3 separate regions of the Homo sapiens genome follow, and all the other regions are linked to region 3. The links are chromatin loops, found by intact Hi-C in ENCODE. Cell type or tissue: heart right ventricle. All regions are shown on one strand. Region 1 overlaps DIRC3 (disrupted in renal carcinoma 3). Region 2 overlaps DIRC3 (disrupted in renal carcinoma 3). Region 3 overlaps DIRC3 (disrupted in renal carcinoma 3).

Region 1 (8,000 bases), 120 kb before region 3:
TTTGGTCCTGGTTTCCTGTAACAGCTATGTCTACTGCCACCATGGCACCCAAGAGCTGGAAGGAAACCTAACTAGGTCACTTGATCTGGGACACTTGGGATTGAGCTCACTTTCTGCCACAGTCTAAGTTGTGGGAGACTTTTCCTTTCTGAGTTATTAATTCCCAGGGCTGAAATAAGGAGGTTTGGCTGGGTGAACTCTGAGATCCTGTCTAGCTTTGATAGTCTGTGATTCTATGGCCTGGTTATTGTCTTCATAGCATTACATATATCCAGAGATTTCTCTAGGAGTCACAGTTATTCTTTAAAGAGGAAAACAGAGTTTTGGGAATACACTACATTTGGGAAATGTATCTTCCTGATACACTATGGTAATTATGGAGGTTGGGCCATGGGTACCACACACAGTGATTTCCAGAGAAAATCAAGTATCACATGAGGTAGGGCCCCTTCCTCATCCTTGAGCCTCTGGGGCTATGGCTAAAGTTTCCATTGAGATGCCTGATCTTCTCCTGGGATCTTCCTCCAGTCTCATGCATAAGTCTGGTCCCAGAGCTAGGGGTTATCTTGAGCCACGTTGGCTACATGAAGCTGTTTTCTCTGTATGCTCTGATCCAAGTGAGGTACTGAGATCCATGGTGGAGCTAAAGGACTGTGGGGGACATAGAAGCGGGTCAGGGTTGGTAGAGGAGACTCAAAGCTAGTGGAGCACCATGAAGCCTGTGTCTTTGGAGTCTGACAGATCCAGGGATTAATCTGACAATGACCACTTGCCAGCTCTGTGACCCTGGGCCATTCGTTTTATTTCCCAGCCTCACTTTCCTCATCGAGAGAAGTTGTTAACCCTCTGGTGATAAAATTTCACCTACTTTTGAGAGTGGCTAGGAGGACGAAAGAAAAACATTTATGTAAGGCTTTCTCTCATTTCCTAGTTCACGCTAGACATTCAATTCATGAGTTTCCTTTCCTCCTCCTTCTTTAAAACTTCTGGGATGAAAGGTAAAGAATAGAGAGCCATCCTGGAGAAAGAAAACCAAGGATGATTTGGAAGTGACCTTGACATACAGGAAGGACCCACACATATGCGTATCATGCCCTGAAGAAGAGAGAGCAGCTGCGGCCATTTCAGGAAGTAAAGAATTTTGTGTAACTGCAAACACACAGAGCCAAGGTGTGGGGTGGTAGTGACAAAGATTATATTACCTGCAGAATTATCTTTCAGCCCATAGATTGCCAGGCTTGGATAGGCACCAAGGAGTCCCTCCTCGCACTTGTCTCCTTTTCTCTTTTCGTCCCTACTTTGGGGCACTCCCTCTGACTCTCTCCCCACCCTTCCTGGCCACTGTGAGTCAGAGAAGCCCTCCAGACCTCTGTAGAAGTAGGTGGTGCTAGTTCAGGTTTCTCAGTGTGGAGCACAGATTCCACACGTAAGCCTTTCCCTTGCTAATACTGGTGACCTCTCAACATGACCTCACAGAGTTCATACGCCAAAGGAATTTCTTCTCAGATAGGTAAGGAGGGGGAGCCAAAGGAGTGAGAGGACCATCAGTCCTGATCTATCACATTAAAGGATGCCCCAGTAACCACTTATGAGACTCCATAGACTTACCTCATGAAGTAGCTTTAGGGATTTAGGCTAGACATAAAGAACATTCTAATAATGAGGGTTAAAGCTCTTGATCAGGTGAGCAATGCAAATTTCACACCCCTTTCAACTTACTACATTTTAAAAAAATAGAAAAGAAGATACCTTTAAAAAAATCGTCTTCTAAAATCAGGGAGATGGGAGACAGAAGCCCTCAAGACACTTTTTTCTCTAAGCTTGCGTAAATCAGTTCAGCTATGTCTGGGTCTAATGGGATCTCAGGTAGGGCACTGCATGAGCACTCAGGTAGGGATTCAGTTCCTTCTGAGCCCCATCCTTGTGCTTCCCCAATCCCTTCCACACATGGACCCAGACCCAGATTTGCAGCATGGGTTCTCTCCTGCCTGTGTTTTGCAAAAACCCGCCTTTGTTCTGGTGCCCACTCTCAGCTTTCTGTGAGAACAAAGAGGAAGTCCAGCTACAAACTGTCCTCTTGCAAAGTAATTAAGTTCATGGCATGGGGGCTGGTGCTCTTCAGGGCTGGCCAGCATGGGAGGGTTGGAGCCTACAATAGGTCTGCCAGGAGAGACCTGCTGGTTCTCACGTCCTTCCAGCCCCTAGTGGAGGTGGTGCTTCCACACGTAGTTGCCCAAGTGGTGACGTTTTGGGCACAAGGGACTCATGAAGTGTCCTGGGTCATGCTGGCACAGTTCACAGAGCCACGACTTCCTGGCTCCATTGGTCACTGGGATACTGCAGCCTCATCCACACGTGGCAGTAGAGGGTGTTTAAGGAAGGGCTTTTTTCACTCAGAACCTATGAGTCAGCTCATAAAAGAGAAGGCTGGGTTGCCAAGGGCATGTTTTCGGGGAGGAGAAAAAGAGAGGACTTAGTTATTCTTTACAGAGTGGATAGGAGCCAAAAAAGTTCTTTCTTCACTGAAAGAATAGAGAGACTTAAAAAAAATAAAAAAGGAAAGAATTTAAGTTAGAACTGAGATCTAAGATGTTTCAGCCCTAGGACCAAAAATAGAGAAATAGGTTGGATTTGTTTTTTGTGGATATTCTTCAGAATGGACTAGAATGGATATTTGATAATCCTAGCTAAGGGCAGCAAAATGCACTGGATGTGTGATGTACAAGATACTTGCCATAGGCAACAGATCAGAAGTAGTCCGGGGTGGAGGACCATGGCATCTTCTAGAATCTCTGCTATGGATTAGAAGTATTTTAGCAATGTTTTCTCTGGAGGCTGCAACCAGAGCCCACAAAGGGATTATTAGAAGGAAGGTTTAAGCTGACTAGAGGGAAAAACATTTGAATAATTAAAGCTGTCTAACAGTGAAATGGACTGTTTTACTAAGGCAATAAACTTCTGAATTCAGGGGGTATTTAAATCAAGGATTCAAATCTGGAATCCTTTGGAAGGTTTTTTCCTACATTGGAAGGGTGAAATTGATGCCCTTTACAGTGCTAAGGGTGAAATTGATGCCCTTTACAGTGCCCTTTAGCACATTTCTTATTCATCTATTTACCTCTAAAGGTTAATGCACTTAGAGCTATAATTCATTTTGATTGAAAAGCTGCTCCATTAGGCTAGGGTTTGTTCATTAATTTACTTATCCTTTGAACACCTACGGGTACCAGGCCTGGAGATACAACAATGAAAAAGACATGGCGACTTTGCATATGGCAGGTTCTTGGTATATTGGGAAGGCAGAAAGGAAACATAAATTGCAACTCGGCATGACAGGGGATGAAATAGAAGCACCAAGAGCTGTGGAAACACAGAGAAGGGAATAAAAAGCATCTCCCTCTCTCCAGGGGAATAGGAGAAGGCTTTTTAGAAAAAGTGACTTTTCAACTGGCAGCTTCCTCCCAATCTAATTCCATTCCACTCCAGTCCTGATAGGCTCACTGAATGTCTACTATGCGAAAGGCAAAGAGAATAAATGCAAGCATGCGTTATCTAAAGAGCTATTCAGCTTCAGATGCAAGTTCATATTTGTGCCTTGGGACGGGAGACACATATGAAAAAAATCTGGTCTTTAAGGAGCTTCCAGTGTCACAGCAGCCCTTCCTTCTAGGCTATGTGTCCCCTACTCTGGTGTAGAATTTAGATCAGAAAGGGGGTAAATTGGGTGGACATTTCAAAGCATGGTTTCAAAGGGCAGCAGTGGAGAATTTGTTTCTGTGGCTCCCCTGCTTTTCCTTGGAGTGGAGGTGGTACTCCAATGTGTGGTCGTCCCAGCGATGCCACTGTGGGCATAGGGGACAAAACATACTCTGCTGGGTCTTCATAGCTCCAGTTTGCAGCCCTAGGTGAGGTCTGTTGAATGCCAGCAGGAGGCAGGGAGACACGTTTTGTGATTTGCTTCTCCTCTGCATGTGGCAAAAGGTAGGCAAGGCTCAGGTGCTGGACGGAGGAAGACAGAAATCTATGGCTCATACTGTGGTATCATTACCATTGGGATGATGGAGAAACCCCAGGTAGCTCCAAACGTGTTGGTGTATAAATCAGCACCCAGCTATGAGACAAAATATCTGGTGTGGTTTTTAACAGAGGTAATTTAACCTAAAGAATTGTTAACTAGGGATTGAATGTTCAAAGGGAACCCTAAGACATCACAGAGTTGGCCGGGTGTGGTGGCTTAAGCCTGTAATCCCAGCACTTTGGTAGGCCGAGGCAGGCGGATCACTTGAGGTCAGGAGTTTGAGACCAGTCTGGCCAAAATGGTGAAACCCTGCCTCTACAAAAATGCAAAAAACTAGCTGGGCATGGTGGTGTGCGCCTGTAATCCCATCTACCCAGGAGGCTGAGGTGGGAGAATTGCTTGAACCCGGGAGGCGGAGGTTGCAGTGACCCAAGATAGTGCCGCTGCACTTCAGCCTGGGTGACAAGAGCGAGACTCCATCTCAAAAAGAAAAAAAAAAAAGACATCACAGAGTAGCAACTGCAAGGAAGGGGTACCATCCTTAGGGCCAGGGAAAGAAAGAAAGACGTTGGAATTATTACCAGCTGATGCTGGTCTCCCAGAGGAAGATAATGAGGATGGTACTTTGGGTGATGGAAAAAAGTGGCTGCTACTGGAATGAAATGCAGCTGCCAGGGTGAACGTGGCCCGGTAACACCTCCAGAAACGAGAAGCAAGGAAGTGGAACAAGAAGCAGACAGAAGGGAGCAGGCACCTTCTCCCCTCTTCCAGCCTTGCAGTCTCTCTCTCTAGTGCCCTCTATTGGCAGACCTTAGCAGGAAACTATTAGGCACAGCAGAAATGTGGTTTGCTGGGTCCCAGCTCAGGGACTCATAAAGTCAAGAATAGAAGGACGGATTTGCAGTTGAAGTCATTAGCTTAATAATTAGCTCAGTTGAACTGCTGGGGGAGGTGTCAGACCAAGGAATTTGCCAAAAGAAGCCAGGTTGGCTTCTGAGTTAGTTAAGGGAATACTAGCTACTGAATCAGACGCAAGCTCAAAAATGTATATGAGCTCAAATACAACTTTTTTTCTAGCTCTTATAAAGCCCAATATGGGTGTTTCTGATCAGTGGGTGACTCTCTAGGCAGTGATTCAAGGATCCAAGTTCTTTCCATTTTATGGCTTTGCAACTTCAAGTCTTCCAAGTTTGCATATTCATCTTTATTAAAACAGCAAAAGAGGACAGACCATGAAGTACATGAGGTTTTCATGTGCCAGGCCTAGAGGTGGCACCTTTGCCCACATTCCATTGGACAGAACTCAGATATGTGCACATAGCTAACTGCAAAGGGATGCTGGGAAACGTAGTCTAGCTGTGTGCCCAGGAAGATGTGGGAAAAGGAGAGATAATTGGCCAGTTCTGCCACATGTTCGGCTGACCCTACATAGGTTAGCTTTTCAGCAGTACTTTCCTATGAACACAGGCTGACCTTAGCTCATTCCACAGGTGTCTTCAAGAAAGAGGAGCTTGAGGATGTGGGAAAGATTGTATGAGGAAATGCCCTCCAAAATCATAATTTGTTCTTTGCTTCAATAAAACACGGGCTTGTGTTCTCATAGTGTTTTTGATTTTAAAAAGTTTTTCCTTTCATTCCAGTTCATTCCTGGGAAGAAAAGAGGGTGGTAGAGGAGATTCTTTCCAACTCTTTTTGCCTTTTTTTGTTTTTAATTAATGAACTAATTCACATTCACTGTCAAGAAAAATAAAACAACAAAATTCAAAGAATATACGTAAGATGAAAACGTATTTCTGCCATTTTTTGCTTGCCTTTTGATTTTGCTTGTGATGTCTTTGTATAGAAGTGTTTTATATTGTACTGTTGTAAACTTTATTCATTTTTTGGTTATGTCTTTCCCCTTCCCTATTCCAAAGTCATAAACACATTATCCGATATTTTCTTCCAGTATTTTTACGTGTACATTGTTTAGATTTTTAATCCATCTGGACTTTATTTTTGTGAATGGCATGGCATAGAAATTTGATTTTGTTTAGTGTTTTAGCCAGATGACTAGTTAATTGTCTATATATTACCAAATACTATACCCTTCTCCAGTTATTTGAAATGCTACTTTTATCATATCTTAATTCCTTTCTATGCATGGTGTATTAGTTTCTATTGCTGTTGTAAACAGTTACACAAACTTAGCAGCTTCAAACAACACAAATTTATTAATTACAGTTATGGAGGTCAGAGTCTAAAATCAAGGTGTTGTCAGGGCTGTGTGGAGGCAGCCATCTGGGGGCTCCAGGGGAGAATCCGTGTCATTCTGTCTCCAGCTGGCCACATTCCTTTGCTTAGGGCCCCCTTACATCTTCAATTCATCAGTGGTTGGTTGTCTTTCTTAGGCTGTATCACTCTGAAGCTGACTCTCATGATGACCTCTTCCATTTATGAACCTTTGTGATTACATTGGGCCCATGTGGATGATCCGTGATAATTTCTGTCTGTTTTCTGTTGCTTATAAGAGAATACCTAAAACTGGGTAATTTATAAAGAAAGAGACTTTATGTCTTACAGTTATGGAGGCTATGAAGTCCAAGGTTGGGCAGCCACATCTAGTGAGGGCCTTCCTGCTGGTAGGGACTCTCTTCAGAGTCCCAAGACAGCACAGGACATCACATGTCCAGGGTGCTAAGCATGGTAGCTCAGGTCTCTCTTCCTGTCCTCATAACGTCACCCGTCCCACTCTTGTGATTCCTCAGTAACCCATACCTCATTAATCCATGAAGGAATTACCCAAACACTTCTTGTTTTTTTTTTTTATTATTTTATTTTATTTTATTTTATTTTTTGAGACTGAGTCTCGCTCTGTTGCCCAAGCTGGAATGCAGTGGTGCAATCTCAGCTCGCTGCAGGCTCTACCTCCCAGGTTCAAGCAATTCTTCTGCCTCAGCCTCCAGAGTAGCTGGGACTACAGGCTCCCGCTTTGTATTTTTTAGTAGAGACGGGGTTTCACCGTATTAGCCAGGATGGTCTCGATTTCCTGACCTCGTGATCCGCCCGCCTCGGCCTCCCACAGTGTTAGGATTACAGGCGTGAGCCACCGTGCCCGGGCCAAACGCTTCTTAAAGACTCTGCTTCTCAATTGACTGCCACACTGGGGTTTAAATTCCAACATGCAATTTGGAGGGGACAAGCATTCAAACCATAGCAATCTTCCTATCTTAATCAAGGTCAGCAGATTGATTCCATCTGCAAACTTGATTCCTCCTTGCCATGTGTTATGGACTGAACTGTATTCCCCTGTCCCCTCCAGTTCATACGTTGAAGCCCTAATCACTGGTATCTCAGAATGTGACTGTATCGAAGGATAGGGCTTTTAAAGAGGTAATTATGGTAAAATGAGGTCGTATGGATGTGCCTTAATCCAATCTGACTGACATCCTTATAAGAAGAGGAAATTTGGACTCATGAAGAGACATCAGGGATGTGCATGTACAGAGGAAAAGACCATGTGAAAAAGCAGCAATAGGGCATCCATCTGCAAGCCAGTAAGAGAGGCCTCAGAGAAAAAGCAACCCTGTTTGTTCCTTGACCTTGGACTTTCAGCTCCAGTACCGTGGGACAATAAATTGCTGTTGTTTAAGCTACCTGGTCTGTGGTATTTTGTTACGGCAGCCCTGGCAAGCTAATATACCTCATAGCCTAACATAATCACAGGTTCCAGGAACACCATCTTTGGGAAGCTATTGTTCTGCCTATGACACATTAGTTGATTTGTAGGTTTTCTATTCTGTTGCATTGATCTACTCACTTATCCCTGAGCTAATACCATGTTTCTACAATTACTAGGGTGTTATTTTGTTTGGTAGGGTGAATGTCCTCTTTTGCTTGTTGTTTTCATTCGCCTGCATTTATTCTTGCATATCAATTTTAGAATCATCTTGTCAAGTTTCCTAAAAATAATCATTGCAATACATTTATAGATTGATCTGGG
Region 2 (8,000 bases), 100 kb before region 3:
AGGGCCTTGTCTTCAAGGGTTGAGCTTGGTTGATACAGGGGGATGACCACATAGGTCCACTCAGTGGGGCCCAGGAATTGTTTCTTGAATTCAATTGAGTTGACTGGAACTTGGAAGTGGACTCTTAAATTCTGTTTCATATTTTCCTACCCACTGAAGAAGGCCTGGTCTGATTTCATTTGAGAATTCTTTGTTCATCATGCTAGGAGTACCCCCAAGAGATTTCTGAGGCAGCAGAGTCCACATAACTGCTGAGTTTATCTCCAACGAGGCTGATTTTTTCCATATATCAGTCACATAGTTCCCAAGGCCCTTTCCTGTGGTTGCTGATGTTTCTTCAGCAGCAAGAATTAGCTTGGGTCTGAATTAGCTTACTTGTTGGGCACATATATCCTTTGTCCTGGTGCTCCCTCTGCCCCAGCATGATATTTACATGTCCACTAGAGCAAGCATCATGTTTTACTGTGGCTTGTGTTATTTTATCTGACTGTCCTGTTAGACTACGGGCAGCTGGAAGGTCCAACCGTGTCTTATTCAGTTTTTTAGAGTGACAGTTCTTAGCAAAGTGCTGGGGGCTTGGAATACTCTAGCAGCTCAGTAGATGTTTATGAATAAACTAATGAATGAGGTTTTGTCCTGACTTGCTCTCTAAGTTCATATTTCCTTCCATGGCAAGACAAAAGTAGTAGCTGTTAATTCTGACTTAGAGTGGAATGCTTCATGGACCCAAGTGGCAATTGAGCTAGTTCCTTAGAAGGCAGTAGAGTGGAGTTGGGTGTGGTAGCCATGTAGAAGGTGAGGGGAAGATCAGTGTGGGTCACGTGCAGCGTGTGGTTGGAGACTAATGATCAGCTTAGTGTGGCTGTGGCACCGAGGACACAAGTAGGTGTAATAAGAATTGAGTTTAAGATTGTAGATTGGGTACAGATCATGACGGACTTTCTATGAAGTGTTAGGGGCAGCTTGGAATTAATCCTCCGGCCAAAGGGTCAGGAGCCAAGGAAGTGTTTGAAGGATATGAGAAAGTAGATTTTGGTAGTAGTTGTAGGGATTTAGTTTAGACATTTTGGAGGGTTTTCCAAGGTTAATGGGCCTGAGTTATCAATCTCTCAGGCATTTGGAATGATTATAAATAAGCTTCCTGGGATCTTTTAAGGCATAAGGCATGGTCCTGGTCAGTGGCCCTAGGAGAGGATTTATATAGTGACTGAGATGTCTCCAGACCTAAGAAACTCCGTTTGCAACTTTTCCTCCTAGGAATAAGCCTGTATGGATGTGGTGTCCTGAGAGGCTCCAGGGCGGGGCATCACTATTGGAATCAGCCAGAGGTCTCCAGGCCTTCAGGGGACATTAATTAAAACCATCACCATGTGGCCTCTTCAGCCCAAGGGGTGATGAATTGCACTTGAGGTGTGTGCAGTACATTACCCTTTGGCTCAAGGGTGCAAGCTCTGTGTCCTTCATGACATTACCTAAGAGTAATTCACAATATGTTCTAGAAGGCTGCCAGGAAGTATGAAGAGCAACTTGTACACTTCTGGATTTTCTTTCCTCCAATCACCATTGTTCCCTGGAAGAAGGGGCATCTTTATCCCTGGAGTCTGGATCACAATCCCACATCTGAGTCCTTTTATTAATTTCCTGGTGTAGGTTGGGCTGGTAATGCAGACCTCATATCATGCAGAGCAGAAAAGGACCTTGTCCTTCCTCCAGCTCTGGCTGGAACAAATGAAGCCCAGGGGTTGCTGGTGAGGGCTTAGTGGAGAGACAGTCTGTTGGTTCATGGCCAGAGTAGAGCCCTGGAGAGTTCAGGAAGGCCAAGAGGAATTTTCAGGGCTTTAGAGAGGAGAGCTGAAGGTTGGGGTCACCTGTCCCTGCTCACCATTAAAAAGTGAGGCAGCAGAATCTGTGCCTAGTCTGGAGGGCTTCCAGTATCCCCCAGATTTCCCCCACCTGCCTTAAGCTTCCTTCTTTCAAGAGCTGATGTGGGTTTGGAAAACTCTGACAATCAAGCATTTGCCAAGGAGTAGGAGTTGCAGTGGTGAGGGGAGACTTGTTCTTATGGACTTTTCTTGGATACAGGGCACAGGGGGCAAAGTGGCACAAAATGCCTGGTGGGCCTCCTTTATAGGAATTTGTCCACCAGGTTTGCAGAGCTCACATTTCCTGAATTTAAAACACGCATGCACACAACACACACACCACACACACCACACACACACACACACACACACACACACACACACGAGTCATGCATTACTTACCAACAAAGATTTGTTCCCGGGATATGTCATTAGGTGACTTCTGTCATTGTGTGAACATCGTAGAGTGTATTTACATAAACCTCAACCGTAGAGCCTACTAAACACCTATGCTACTGTATGATATAGTCTGTTACTCCTAGGCTACAAACCTGTACAGCATGTTACTGTACTAGATACTGTAGGCACTTGCAACACAGTAGTATTTGTATATCTAAATATATCTAAATAAGAAAAGGTACAGTAAAAATATGGTATTATCATCTTATGGGAACCACTGTTGTATATGTGGTCCATCATTGAGCAAGACATCATTGTGTGGCATATGACTATATACACACACGTACATATATGGATATATGTATACACACGCACATGCATACATGCAGAGGGACCATTTGATAAATAGCATGCATAGGTTTTTGTGGATGAAATGCCCTGTTGGTCTGTGTTGTGTTGTTTGCCAGCAATCCCCAAAACATAGAGATAGAAGCCACTGCAAATAGAGACCACCTTGCTCTCTCCTGGCTAAACTATGTGAGGCCCTGAACAATAGTATTCCCTCAAAGTGGCATTTATGAGTTTTAGGGGACTGTGTTGAGAGGATGCTGGATTTGCAGAAAGCATTTTTTTTTTTTTCTGGCTGTGTTTTCCCAAAAGTCTGAGATGAGAGGCTCATCTGAATACTGGTCCTGCAGGAGGGAAGGAAATCAGAACTGACACTGGGAATGGCTCTCTCCTGGAATACTCCTTTGCTGTGAGCTATTGCTTATACCAGCTGGGAAGCTCCCCCCATGCTTGGCTTGTTCTCAGAACACTGTGTGCTGAGTCTGTGTGTCTGGGCTTGGAAAGCCCTCAGAAGACAGCGCAGGCTTTCCAGACTGCAGAGATCTGAGGGACTCCTTTGGACCCTGCAGAACTGACTTATTAGCTGGAATTTGGTTTTCACCCATGGTGCTGATGTCTTCCCCATGCCCTGTGTAGCTTAGTGAGAATTTATATTAAAACATACAGGCCACAAAATAGATGCCCTTCCCTCTTTTTGGGTTAAGGTCTTAGGTCCTCAGACTCTGGTCTGGTTTCCAAAGGAACATATAGGTCCCTGAGTGTTGAAAGGAGGCATGCTCTGCTTAGTTAGATCAGGGAAAAATTGAGCTCAAAATTCCTCCTTTTTTTTCCCCTCCCTTCTTTGTTCTACATTCCCATAGTTATTCCCCTGAATTAAACTGTTAAATCAGGCTTAGTTATCTAACAATCCAGAATATGGATTGTTTTCCAGATTTCCTCCTAAGAATGTTAGCATGACTTTTCCCACTTCAATACTATCTACCTCTTGCCTTTAGACAGGGGAAAACAGAGGCACAGAAATAAAAACAAAAATGTCCATCTGCAATTTTCGCTCCATCGCTACACCACTGGCTTCCTAGTTCGGTGGTACACAGTAATGCCCATGAGACCCAGAAAGAGGTTTGTCCAAAACATCTTGGTGGAGCTGCTCTGGATTTTGCTCTGGGAAGATTAGTCCGTGGCTCCACTCTGAATTCGTGCTGTAGTCTTGGGCACACAAGTTGGCTTCTTTGAACCTCGGTCTCTCCCCATGCAAAATGAGGGGGCTGATTTAGGTGGTCTCCAAAGACGCTTTTATTTCTGACATTCCCAGCCCTCCGACCTCCTCCCAGCATGCTGCCGCTGCTCCAGCAGGCAGGCTCGCTAACACATGGATTTATGTGGGCCACTGGCTTTCCCCAGCAGCCCATTTCCGCAGCTTATTACCAGAGGGACAGAAGTCATTAGCCTGCTTTGCTTACTGAAGGCTTCACTCTCGAGATTTTATGTAGTGGTGGCAGCTTTAACCCCCCGGGCTCACAGCAACAAAATTTCGGTTGTACTTTATTAATCCTAGAACTGAAAAGTGAGTTCAGGGAGCATTTGTGGGTGAGGAGAACAGAATGCCTTGAACTTTCAGTAACTGCTGATCTCAGTTGAGTTGGGTAGGGACAGGGCATGTGTAGGAATACACAGGCCAGGAAGGTGATTTGTGTTTCTTCCTTATGATGGGACATGCATACTTAGATTAATAATGGGTATTAGTAGGGGTGGGAGGAGTAGCTGTAACATTATGTGGAAAGCAAGTGGGAGAATCATGAAAAAAAATAATCCCATAGATGGAGAAGAATAGAAAGAAGGAAAGGAGCATTGCCTAGTGTTGGTTATTGATGGTTAAGCTCAGCTTTTATTTATTCAATAGGCCTGCAGATGTAGACTTCTAGTATTTTCTCAAAGAGTCAGAAGAATAGGTTGACTTTACTCAGTTGTGGTGTTTTCAACAGGGACCCAAAGACTTTGGAACTTGAAGTCTGAAGAGTAGGGAGACTTCTTCCCAGGAGCTGACACTTCTGGAATTTCTGCCACAGGAACTAAGTGTTTGTTTAGCATCAATCCTATGAGATGTTTAGCAAAAAAAGACGTGTCCCAATAAATTCTGAAAATTCTGCAAACTCTCTCTTTTGGTGAGAACGTTGTACAATACTATAGCAACGTCTCTGAAATCCTGTAGGGTAAGGGAAACTATTTAATTTTGTTTAACCTTGAGGCACTCAAGTGTATTTGAGAACAGAGTCATTTAAATTTTGAAACAAACATCTACTAATCCCACACAACTGGTGTTCTATGGCTCTGACTTTGGGAAATGCTACCCCTTGGTGAACTCTGCCAGTGGATGCTTTGCTGCACAGTTGCAGTGCCTGATCAGGGTCTGTGTGAGTGGGATTTTATTGCTCTCTAGATCCTGGGAAGGACATGTACATGGATCTATATTTCATTTTTGATAAAGCAACCAAGGGCATCCTAAAACTCCAGACTCAAGGTATAAACCAAAAATAAATAAAATAAAAACAGAGCAACTATAGTCAGTGGTGTAACAGCTAGCCCACTTTCAAATCTCCCACTGGTGACACACGTAAGTTGAAGAGGGAGGAAATATAGTAGCGAGTAGATAGAAGCGGGCAGTTTGCCTAAATTAATGCCTCCATCTGGAGAGAGAGAAACCATAATGAAGGCTATCTTAGGCTGTGTTCTTAGAACAGAGAGCCTGAGGCTAACATGCTAACATCTTACTGAAAAGTGCAGTCCTAAGGTGGCAAGAAGGAGGGCTACAAAAGATGAAGCAGGAAAGGAGGGAAAGGAAATACAAACTTGTGTGTTACTGAGTTTGCCACAGCCTTACAAGAAGACACACAGTGAGCTGTGTGTTCCCACGGGAAATCTTTGGAGGAACTGTAAGAAACAGTGTCGGAAGATCTTGGAACAGTCCTTTGGAAAAGCAGAGAGGAAGAAGAACTTATCTGCTGCATCCTTCTTGTCTCTTGCCTCTTATATTCAGAGGCTACCCTTTGAGGCAGCTGCTGGGAAAGCCAGAGCCTCCATGCATCCAGCTGGGTTAGACATGGGCAATAGAGCTGCTGAGCCTCACACCACAGCAGGCATGCTAGAGGCCATGCCAAAGCCCAGCTCCTGCTCTGTGGGGTGGCTGAGATGGCTGGCAGTGTTAGAGGATAAGGTGATGGCAGTTGGTAACATCTGAGATGCCAGTGAGCTAGCAAATGAGGTCCAGGGGCAGGTGGGGCCAAGCCAATCTGGAGAGAAAATAAATGGAGTCTAGCATAAGGACTATCTTGAGAAATAGAAACAGACATAATTCCTTTGGAGGGAGAATGCAGTAAGTTACTTTTTTCCAGTGTCAGATTTTGGGACCTAGGCATGATGATAGAGGATGGACAAGATAGGGCCAGGGAGTCAGAAAGCCAACAATCCCATATTGTCTTTTGACATTTGGCAGAAGCCACATCTATGCAGTGGAGGATGCCCTTGAGCCACTTTTCTGTACTCTCCCCAAGTAGCAACTACATCCGGGGGCGATCTCCAACCTGGTCCAGAAGATGGGGGGCCTTGTGTTTTAGGGGTTAGTTTTGCCTGTTCTTGCATCCAGACTATGGCAAGTTTATTTTGGTTGAAACTTGGCTCATCTACTCCCAGAGACCGATGCCTCCTTTGTATGGAAACTCTCCTTCACTTTGTGGTTTCCAGACGGACACTTGGTAGGCCTGGCCCAGCTGGAAGGCCATCTAGAGTTACATCTTCATAGGGGCTCAGACAGATTGTTTTCCTCAAGCTTCTCAAATGTTTTGCAAATGAAAAACAAAAAGGGGAAAAAAAAGAAAAGGAAAAAAGCAAAACAACCCCTCCCCTTCCACCACATAACTTGGGCAAGGACCTAGGGTGGCTTCTGAGTTTCTGGTCTATAAGAACAGAGCATCCCCTCCTTCTGGGAGGTAGAACACTTAGCACAATGTTTTAGAACCATGGGGCAAAGCGAGGCTGAGTAGGAATCAGAGGTCTGTGTCTGGGCATGAGGTTTAGGGGTTGGGCTGATTTGAACACTGAGTTCATCTCAAGTTGCCATTTTTACACTGTAAGCTGCTAGCAGGGTCAGGGTGGTTATATAACTTTCCTAAGGTCACATGGCAGCACACAAGACATTGGCTGTAACTCAGGCATGCCTGAGTCCAAAATCTGTTTGAATCTCTTCCTTACCCCATGGGGTAATGCCTCCCTTCAAGGCTCCTAGGCCTAGGCCTGGTGGGTGATGATGATCGAAGGCTTCTTGAGGGCCTTCAATTCCCTGTGGAGCAATTGCATAGTACCATCCTCAGAGGTGAACATGATTAAATTAAGATAAATTTAGAACCTGGGAAACTTGGACATCTGTCAAGGCTTCCCACGTTGACATCCTTTCCTTATCCCCTTTAGGGACTGGCTCTCCTCTGCTGCTAGAAAAAGCCATTGTGGCATTCCTGCCTCTGGGTTAGGCCTGGGTTTCCTTTTGGCTTGGTTAAATTTCTGATTTGTTCCTGGATGTGGCCTCTGTTTACTGCTGTGACTGCCTATGGCAAAGGTCACTGTGGTCATCCCCCAGCTTCTGAGCACTGGGATTCCTAAAGAAGTCCACAGTAGAAGAAAATGGTCTTGCCTGTTTTTGCTCTAGTTTGTAATTTTCAGATTCATCAAAGTGCCATTTATTAATGCATTTGGTTTTAAGTACAACCTTTGAAAAAGTTGCTTTAATTTTGACTTTGCTTGGAACCTTCCAGACAACTTATGTCATTGCTTAACATACAGGGCCATTTTTAGCATGATTGTTATTACATCTCAGAGAAATAAGATTCTAGAACCAAAGTTCCCTAAGAAGGCCCAAATCGCCTAAATATACAAGGGTTATGCTAGAAATATATGTGTCCCTTGGCACTTCTTAGATGCCATTTTATTTCAAAGGCAGAAGGGGCTTACTTCTTTATAAAGACCAATACAACTCTCTTTGGATAATTAGAAATATATTCACTAATAAAATGTTAAATCTGGGAAGGATCTTTGAAAGCAGGTAGGCCAGTGATTTTCAAATATATTTCATGAAAACCTGGGGCCTCGTGAAGGAGTTTCAGGGATACTACAAACATTTATTTTATTCACATTTCATTCTAAAAAATATGTAAACCACTTTAAAAGTTCTAATAAAAGTAACATATATGAGATGCCACACTTTTATGTATTTGAGAACTCCAAAAAGTATGTTGTCAGGTTGTTAGGCAATGTTAGTTACTATAAAAAATTACACAGTGGTTCCAGTAAAATTATAGAATAAAGCCTAAAATTGGTGTTCTTGAATGCTGGGCACCTCTCCTG
Region 3 (8,000 bases):
CATTAAACAATGCATGGCTGTAGCTGAATTAGGATTCAAACCAAAATTTGTCTGACTCCTAAACCTTCCCTTTTCTCTCTGCCTTACTTGATAATACTAAGACTGAAGTTCTTAGGAGCCAGTAGACCTGAATCTTGAAAGCAGTTTGGAGGTGGACCAGTCAGAACAGAAACAAAAGTCTACAACTTGAGTCCTCCAGCTTATATTGGGCTTACTCAGTGATCAAGTTTCCTGGGCCAGTGTCAGGGGAAGTAATGTCAGAGTGTCTCCCCCTTCAAGATACTCAATGAGAGGACACAGGGACATATGTCCTGATTGCTTTAGACATCCAAATGCCCAAAGCAGGAGACCAGACAGTCTGGCATCTTGGCCTTGGCATACTCTTCTGTAGTTATGAGATAATGAGCATATTGCTCCTTGCACTAGAAAGATCGGATGTGATTTACTCGCTAGTGATTGCTCAAAATCCATGAACCTTCAACTCTCATCTTTTCAGCCTCACAAGAATTCCCAGCTGCTTGTGTATCTGTGTCTCATTTCCCTACAGATGCAATATGGGAAAGGAGGACTACAAGGTTAACTTTAGAATAGCCACTGGGGAACTACCAGATATAGGAAGAGGAAGCAGTAATACAAGGGTTTTGTGAAAACAATTTTGGTGTCCTTGCCGGGCTCGTTCTAGGACACCTCATACCCAGAGGGAGCAATCAAGTAATGTCCTATGGGAGAGGATTTTGGGAGGATTACATACCAGTGACTGTTACCCAGAAACTCATGAGACTGGCTTCTGTGACATAAAAAGCATGATGTCTGCCCAAAGTTAAGAGTTTCTATGATCTGTTTGGGGTTTGGGGATGCTACAAGAGGTTTTTATAGCAGGCTGGTGGTTAAATTTGGAGAGACTCTAAGCAACTCAGCAGCCAGGATCCCAGGGTTCCTGTAAACAGCAGAGTTGTGATGTCCAGTTGAAACCATGCACGCAAAGAGCTTAGCAAAGGGTCAGCCATATAAAAGTGTTCAATAAGTGGAAAGAGGAGGGAGATGTGTAAATTTTTCAGAAGGCAGGGCATTAATTTGAGCTTGTAGTGACCTGAGGCTGTTGTATTCCTGTATTAGTCCATTTTCATGCTGCTGATAAAGACATACCCAAGACTGGGTAATTTATAAAGAAAAAGAGGTTTATTGAACTCACAGTTCCATGTGAGGCTGGGGAGGCCTCACAATCATGGCAGAGGGCAAAAGGCATGTCTTACATGGCAGCAGGCAAAGACAGAATGAGAGCTTGTGCAGGGAAACTCCCCCTTATGAAACCATCAGACCTCCTGAGACTTATTCACTGTCATGAGAACAGCACAGGAAAGACCTGCCCCCATGGTTCAATTACCTTCCACCAGGTCCCTCCCATGACATTTGAGAACTGTGGGAGCTACAGTTCAAGAAGAGACTTGGGTGGGGACACAGCCAAACCATATCAATTTCTGTCTGCCCTATTCACATCTTTTAGAAAAGTTTAATGAGCCCAGTTTACTGATTAGGTTATGTGGAAATGGCTAAGGTCCTTTTGGGGTAGACTGGATCTGTTCAAGGGAAGTAAAGAAAGAGTGGAAGGTGGTGTTAATAATAACAATGTGATTTCATAATGCCATTCTTCAATGTGTAATTGATTGAACACCTAGAGTGTATTAGGAACATTATAAACAATCACATATAATCTCCAACATTTCATAGTCTGCTCACACTGAATAAATGAAGAAATCCAATCTCAAACAGGCTATGCAACCTGTCCATGAGAGAGGAAGACCTGGACCTCTGATCCTAACCTGTCTGATTCAGAAGCCCAGGTGAGGCTAGTACAGCAAGGGAGAAGGCTATGAAGGGGGTGGGGAGCAGGAGGCATGGCAGGCACTTTGGTCCTTGCTATAAGCTTTGGCATGCAAAGAGCTTTTGCAAAGCAGCACTAGAAATCACCCAAAGGAAGCCATTTGTAAGGTTTTGTGTGGACCAGGGCTATTGGTGTATCACCTTACTCCTTTTCCAGTCAACAATTCTTAAATCACTTTGTTCATGTCTCTCATTCAGATTGGGCTGCTATGAAGAGGACAGACAGGGCAGGAAAACATAAAATGACTGGATAGAAAATTAATAATTTAGGCTTTTTTTCAAAGAGAAGATAGAGGAGATGAACTGTTTTAGATAACCTAACACATCTAAAAAAATATGCTTAGGTGCTTGAGTTTATTTTAACCACAGCATATTTCACAGGGCTCTCACAGCTGATGTAGTAGCAGGGAATAACTTAGCAGCCCTAGAACAAAGTTATGCAGTGTGGTGGGGGAGTTTCTCTATTTCCTTGTTTTTAATTCCTGAAGAATCAAACCTTCTGTGTAGGCTGCCTGATATAGGCCATGGTCTTGTTAATGTCTCCTTAATTAACAAAGGGATTTTTATTTATCCAGTGCAAAGCTTTTCTTACCTCCTTTCCCTATCCCCCAAACCAGCCATGCAAGTCAGCACGTACTGAGACCTCAAAGAAATCCAACAGTGGACTTAAAAGAATCCATGCAGCCAGCTGAAGAGGAGTTTAATAAGCTTGGCCTCTCTTTTTCTTCTTCTTGTATTCAGCTTTTACAAGACTCTCAATATGTTGGCTGCAGGAAAATTCTGGGGCTCTGAGAGGTCCAGGAGATGGAGGGCAGTCGGGGAGCTGGAGATGGTAAGGGGTGTATTGCGAAGGTGACTAGAAGTGTGGCTTGAACCACAGCCAGGGATTGGACAATTCAGAATTGCCACAGTCTCATGCTCATGGAAAAAACTTGGCAAAGTATAGCCAGAAACGTAGGCCTAAGTTTTCAGCCCCTAGGACTTCAAACTGCCTATGTTTCCTTCCCCTAAAAGCCTCAGGCTAGCTTTGGTCTGTTTTTCAGAGAGTCACAGGCTGGTCAGGTGGAAGTGGACTTTGACCTGTAGGCTATCTGCAGGCTGAGTCAGAAGCCCAGGTGAAGGATGGTAGAGCAAGGGAGAAGGGTATGAAGGGGGTGGGTGGGAGTGGGGCATGGCAGGTGCTTTGGTTCTTGCTATAAACTTTGGTATGCAAGGAGCTTCAGCAAAGCAGCACTAGAAATTACCCAAAGGGAGCCATTTTTAAAGTCTTGTGGGGACCAGGGCTATGGCTCTCTGAATAGTGATGAAGGCCTTTTAGGTTGTCAACCTCTTGGGAGTAGCCCTACTCCTGGCAGACAGCACTGAAGCTGGCAGGAGAATCTATGTTGTAATTGGCGGCCTCCATGTATTCCAGAGAGGGAGGAGGGCCCACATTCTCCAGAGAGATAGTGAGATGAGGGAGGTGCCAGGTTTTCTGTGATCTTTGACTCTCAGCTGAATTACTGGGGAGAGAACCAGCTATAAAGACCATAAAATTGCTTTGGTAATCCCCTCTGAGAGCTATCTATTAGAAAAAAAAAAAGGGAGAAAAGATGATGGCAAAGTAAGAAATGATTCCCAGGGATCCCTGGGCCCCTGTGTTTGAGAATCTTTTCTAAAGGCCTCCTTTACCACCCCTGGTTAAGTCATTAAAACATAGAGGGAGGAAATCCAGAGCTTCCTGGCTATCAGCATGGTGAGACATCAGACTGCCCCTCTGTTGAGTCCTCAGCAGTGGTAGAGACATTTAGCGCTCACTTATTATTCAGGTGCTCCCTTTGCAGTTGGATTAGGCCCATTTGATTAGTTCTGGCCGATAGCTGTGATCAGCAATGATCTGTGCCATACTGGGGCCAAAGCAGTAAAGAGGCATTGTGCTACCTCGATCTTTCTTTACCTTGCTGGGGCAACCATGAAAGGCATATGCTGAGATGAAGAGACAACTTGATCCTTGAGTCCTTGGTTAGAAAAGAACCCTTACCAGGTTACAGAGATTAGGAGTTTGCCTGTGCCAAGCACTAACAATAATTATCGTGATTAAAATGTTGGTATCAGTGTCATGCTGTTTTGTTGTTGTTGTTGTTGTTGTTGTTTTTTTTTTTTTTTTTTTGTCCCAGGGACAGTTTTCCAGCATACAAGTGTTTCTCCAGAATTGGCTGATGGAGGCCTGGCTCCATCTAGTCTTGTAAAGCCTCCACAACTTTTTGCAAGGTTCTTTTGTGGAAGCTGTGAGTATTATCCAATCCCAAAAGAATATCTCTGGATTGTTAAGATCTCTGCGACTCAACAATTGGAAAGCACTTCCTATATGTCCAGATAGCTCTTACTGATGCCAGTCTACCAATCTTCTGGCTGCCCTAGCCACAAACCATAGATATGATTGCATTGATTCATTCAACAAGGATGTGTTTGGTACCTGCAAAGGTCCAGACAGTCTTCTGGCATTTGGCCTGCTTCATGGCCCTGCCCTTGTTCTTGCAAGATGGTGATTATCTGACGTGATGGAAGGCACCATACCCAGGAGCTGAGCAACATGCTGACACATATCAATTATCTCCTCCCAATTTCCCAAGAACTCATTAGATAAGAATTATTTCCTTGTCTTTTCTTACAGATAAGGAGACTGACTTCCAGAGAGTCTCCTGGTCACAAAGCCAGGAACTACACAGCCTTCTCAGGTCCTGATTCCACGGCTTCTGTACTCTTTTCAGGAAACATGGATATTCCAAGATTGCTTCCCAGATTAGTCATGATGAGGTTCTGAGAATATGGATATTCTTTCTGTGGTCAACTTTGCTCAGTAATCACAGACCTCTCCCAGTGGTCACAGGTCTGCTGATTAAGAACTATAGGACAAGAGAAGATGTTTCCTAAGAATCACAGAGTAACGTGCTACTCATAGATTCTGTCGTAGATTGGAGGAAATCTGGCCCAGTCCGTTGACTTCTTCTGGAATCATAGCACACTTTGTTCTGACCACTTTTACCCATTAAGTGGATTTGTTGAGGAGGAGATCAATCCTATGATCTCTTTGGATGTCTATTTTCTGTAGTCTTTCTTGTGTTGGCTGGCAGGTAGATTTTGTTTAACTTAACTTCTCTTGTTAACTTTTTGGCAGTTCCAAAAAGTTAACTTAAGAGAAGTTAAGCAGAAACCCAATGCCAGTGGAATCCAGAAGGCTCTGTCCACACTGCAAGACCTCTTCTTAGGTAGAAAATAAGGGGGCTGGGTGTGGTGGCTCACGCCTGTAATCCCAGCACTTTGGGAGGCTGAGGCGGGCGGATCACAAGGTCAGGAGATCAAGATCATCCTGGCTAACATGGTGAAACCCTGTCTCTACTAAAAAAAAAATACAAAATTTAGCCGGGTGTGGTGGCAGGTGCCTGTAGTCCCAGCTACTTGGGAGGCTGAGGCAGGAGAATGGCGTGAACCCAGGAGGTGGAGCTTGCAGGGAGCTGAGATCGCACCACTGCACTCCAGCCTGGGTGACAGAGCGAGACTCCGTCTCAAAAAAAAAAAAAAAAAAAAAAAAAATAAGGGGAAGAGCATGTCCAAAGCCAGGAAAAGAATGATGCCAGACCGTTTATCCCTATACTTTCTTTCTGCCTCACTCTACTCCTCTTTCATCTAACCCTGAAATTGTGTCCATCTTGAGAGATCAGAAATGGCAAAATGGCAGGTCACCATTCTAAGAGCATTTTCTTTGATTTGGGCTTTAGTAATGAAGGAGAGTTACCATAAATTAATCCATCAAAGGGGTGCTATAAAATAGATCTGTGGCCTAGTGTGAAGTTTTAGTAATAATGATTACTGGATGGGAGATGGGGTGAAAGGTGGAAATTAAATGAAATTGTCCAAAGTCAAAAGGAATATTCCACAAGCCAGAATGCAAGAGAGAGAAATGGACTCAAGATGCAGGCTAACGAGTCACCTTGTTGCAGAGCCAAAGAAATCGCCAACTCAGTAAAATATTGCCTTTGATGCATTTGCTCTAGGGACTTTGTCTTTAATGGAGGGTAATTAATTATCATCATCTACTCTTACTTAGTAATAATCTTTTATAGGCACTTGGGCATTCCAGATGCATGCTGTTACCTAATATTTAGGCTGGAGGGAAGTGGTTTTTGGGTGGATGAAAATTGCATCCCTGGAGAGCTTCTGACTTAGGGCACATTCTCCTCAAGATTCCGTGACTCATCAGCTGTATGGAGCTTTGGAAGCTAGGTGTCTCAGCGGGGCCTGTGGAATCCTGAATCCACACATGCAGGATTGTCTAAGGGAGTGAGAACCAGTGGACACCACCCAGTTCCTTCTCAGGAGACAGAACACTGTGAGAATTCTGTCTCTATCTAGTCTTGTAAAGCCTCCACAATTTTTTGCAAGGTTCTTTTGTGGAAGCCCTGAGTATTAACCAATCATAAAAGAATATCTCTGGATTGCTAAGATCTCTGCAACCTGAGACTTATATGCAACTGGCATATTATGCAACCAGCATATTATGGATTATTCTTCAATAATAGAGAAGTTATTGAAGAATAATCCATAATATGCCAGTCTCCCTTCTGTCTCTGTCCTTCCTGACGAGCATTGGGAAAAGCATTTCACTTCCTAGGTTGCAACTCTCCAACCTGAGTTGGGCATAAAAGGTACTTTTGCTCTTGACTTCACCCAGAGCATCTTCAGTTCATGAAGATGACTAAGCTCATCCAATTGAAAGGCATAGAGCTCTTTAAGAACAGGTGCAAAATATCAGCTATGAAGGTTGACTTCACAATGATTACATGCTTTGAATCAGAGTTGCGGCAACTTGCCATTTAATGTCTCAGAACCTCTGCCCGCACCTTGTTCTCTGGCCAATTTTTGACAGAGAGGTTGTTTTCTCTCTTGAAGGTGCACAGTGAGAAGGGGAGGGGAGGGAACTAACACTTAGAGAATGTTGAGTTGGTCAAGTATTTTGCTAGGGTATTTCATCTGTGTTATCTTATTTAATCCTTACTACAGCTCTGAGGTTGTGCAATTCATTTTACAGATGGAGAAAATGAAGCTCCAAAAAGTTAACTTAAGAGAAATGAAGCAAAACCCAATGGCAGCGGAATCCAGAGGATTCTGTCCACACTGCAAGACCTCTTCTTAGGTAGAAAAATAAGGGAAGAGCATGTCCAAAGCCAGGAAAAGAATGAAGCCAGACTGTTTATCTCTGTGCTTTCTTTCTGTCTCACTCTACTCCTCTTTCATTCTAACCCTGAAATTGTGTCTATCTTGAGAGATCAGAAATGGCAAAATGGCAGGTCTGACCTTCTCAATCCCAGCCTGCATTCTTGATTGCAATATCACCTTTCCATCACCTCCAACCCTCCAGCTGCTGCTAGAAGAGACACCTGCTCTCCTCCCTGCTCCAGGGCTGGAACACATTCCTCCAACCTCCCTGCCACTGCCCCACCCAGAGCCTCTCCCTGGCTGCTAGAGTTGTCAAGCCCCTGATGACAGGGAAATCGGAGAAAGAATGTGGGGTGCCAGGTTGTGTCAGGTACCTGATGCCCATCTGGGAAGATACATGGAGTGCCTGGCCCTGTTTGAATTTTCTGGACCACTGAGAAGACAGAATTCCAAAGATAAAGTTCCTTCCCTTTCTCCACCATTGGCTCTCCTTTCTGACGGAGCCTGCTGGCGTCAGTCTTTGGAAGAGAGGAAGGAGACTTCAGGATGGCAGGGCTGTGGATGCTGCTTCTGTGTTCTCTGCAGGACACCCCAGCAGCCACACTTGTGGTGCTCAGTTCTGGAAAACACCTCTTACTCTGTCTCCTCTGTCTCTCTCTCTCTATCCGACATTCTTGACATTTTCTCGCCTGGACTGTGACAAGAGAAACAGTAACTAAAGAGCCAGTACTGAACAAAAAGAGGATGCTTTAATTCTAAGAAGTTGATTATCTCTATTCCAGCTTCTGTGAGGACTGAACTGGAATGAGAAATGTGAGATATGTATGTGTGTGTGTAAGAGGGAGTGAGGGAAGAAAACGTGGGAGTGGAGAGATTGAGAGAGAGAGATCACTAAAGTTAGACCCCAAGAAGAACTTCCAGCC

The links. Peaks named below come from ENCODE experiments on the same cell type or tissue, not always from the same donor. Only the 100,000 strongest peaks of a DNase experiment are listed, where the experiment ranks them.
Region 1: a loop joins it to region 3, with 2.0 times the contacts of the local background. A loop is called at or near these places in 7 of 110 quality-filtered maps.
Region 2: it touches region 3 in a loop (2.4-fold over the local background); 7 of 110 quality-filtered maps call a loop at or near these places.

Annotation. Positions count from the first base shown.
Region 1 is chr2:217,647,757-217,655,756 of GRCh38, reverse strand. All of the region lies in intron 2 of DIRC3 (disrupted in renal carcinoma 3), which reads left to right. Among named protein-coding and RNA genes, the nearest start is that of DIRC3, 140 kb to the left of the region's middle. In heart right ventricle, CTCF peaks have their summits at 4,627 and 4,826 (motif pointing left); DNase peaks (open chromatin) are centred at 2,286 and 4,797.
Region 2 is chr2:217,627,301-217,635,300 of GRCh38, reverse strand. The region is part of intron 2 of DIRC3 (disrupted in renal carcinoma 3); the gene reads left to right. Among named protein-coding and RNA genes, the nearest start is that of DIRC3, 160 kb to the left of the region's middle. In heart right ventricle, no CTCF peak of the experiment used is centred here; a DNase peak (open chromatin) is centred at 3,080; H3K27ac peaks cover 3,189 bases.
Region 3 is chr2:217,525,862-217,533,861 of GRCh38, reverse strand. All of the region lies in intron 2 of DIRC3 (disrupted in renal carcinoma 3), which reads left to right. Among named protein-coding and RNA genes, the nearest start is that of DIRC3-AS1, 250 kb to the right of the region's middle. In heart right ventricle, no CTCF peak of the experiment used is centred here; a DNase peak (open chromatin) is centred at 3,271; H3K27ac peaks cover 363 bases.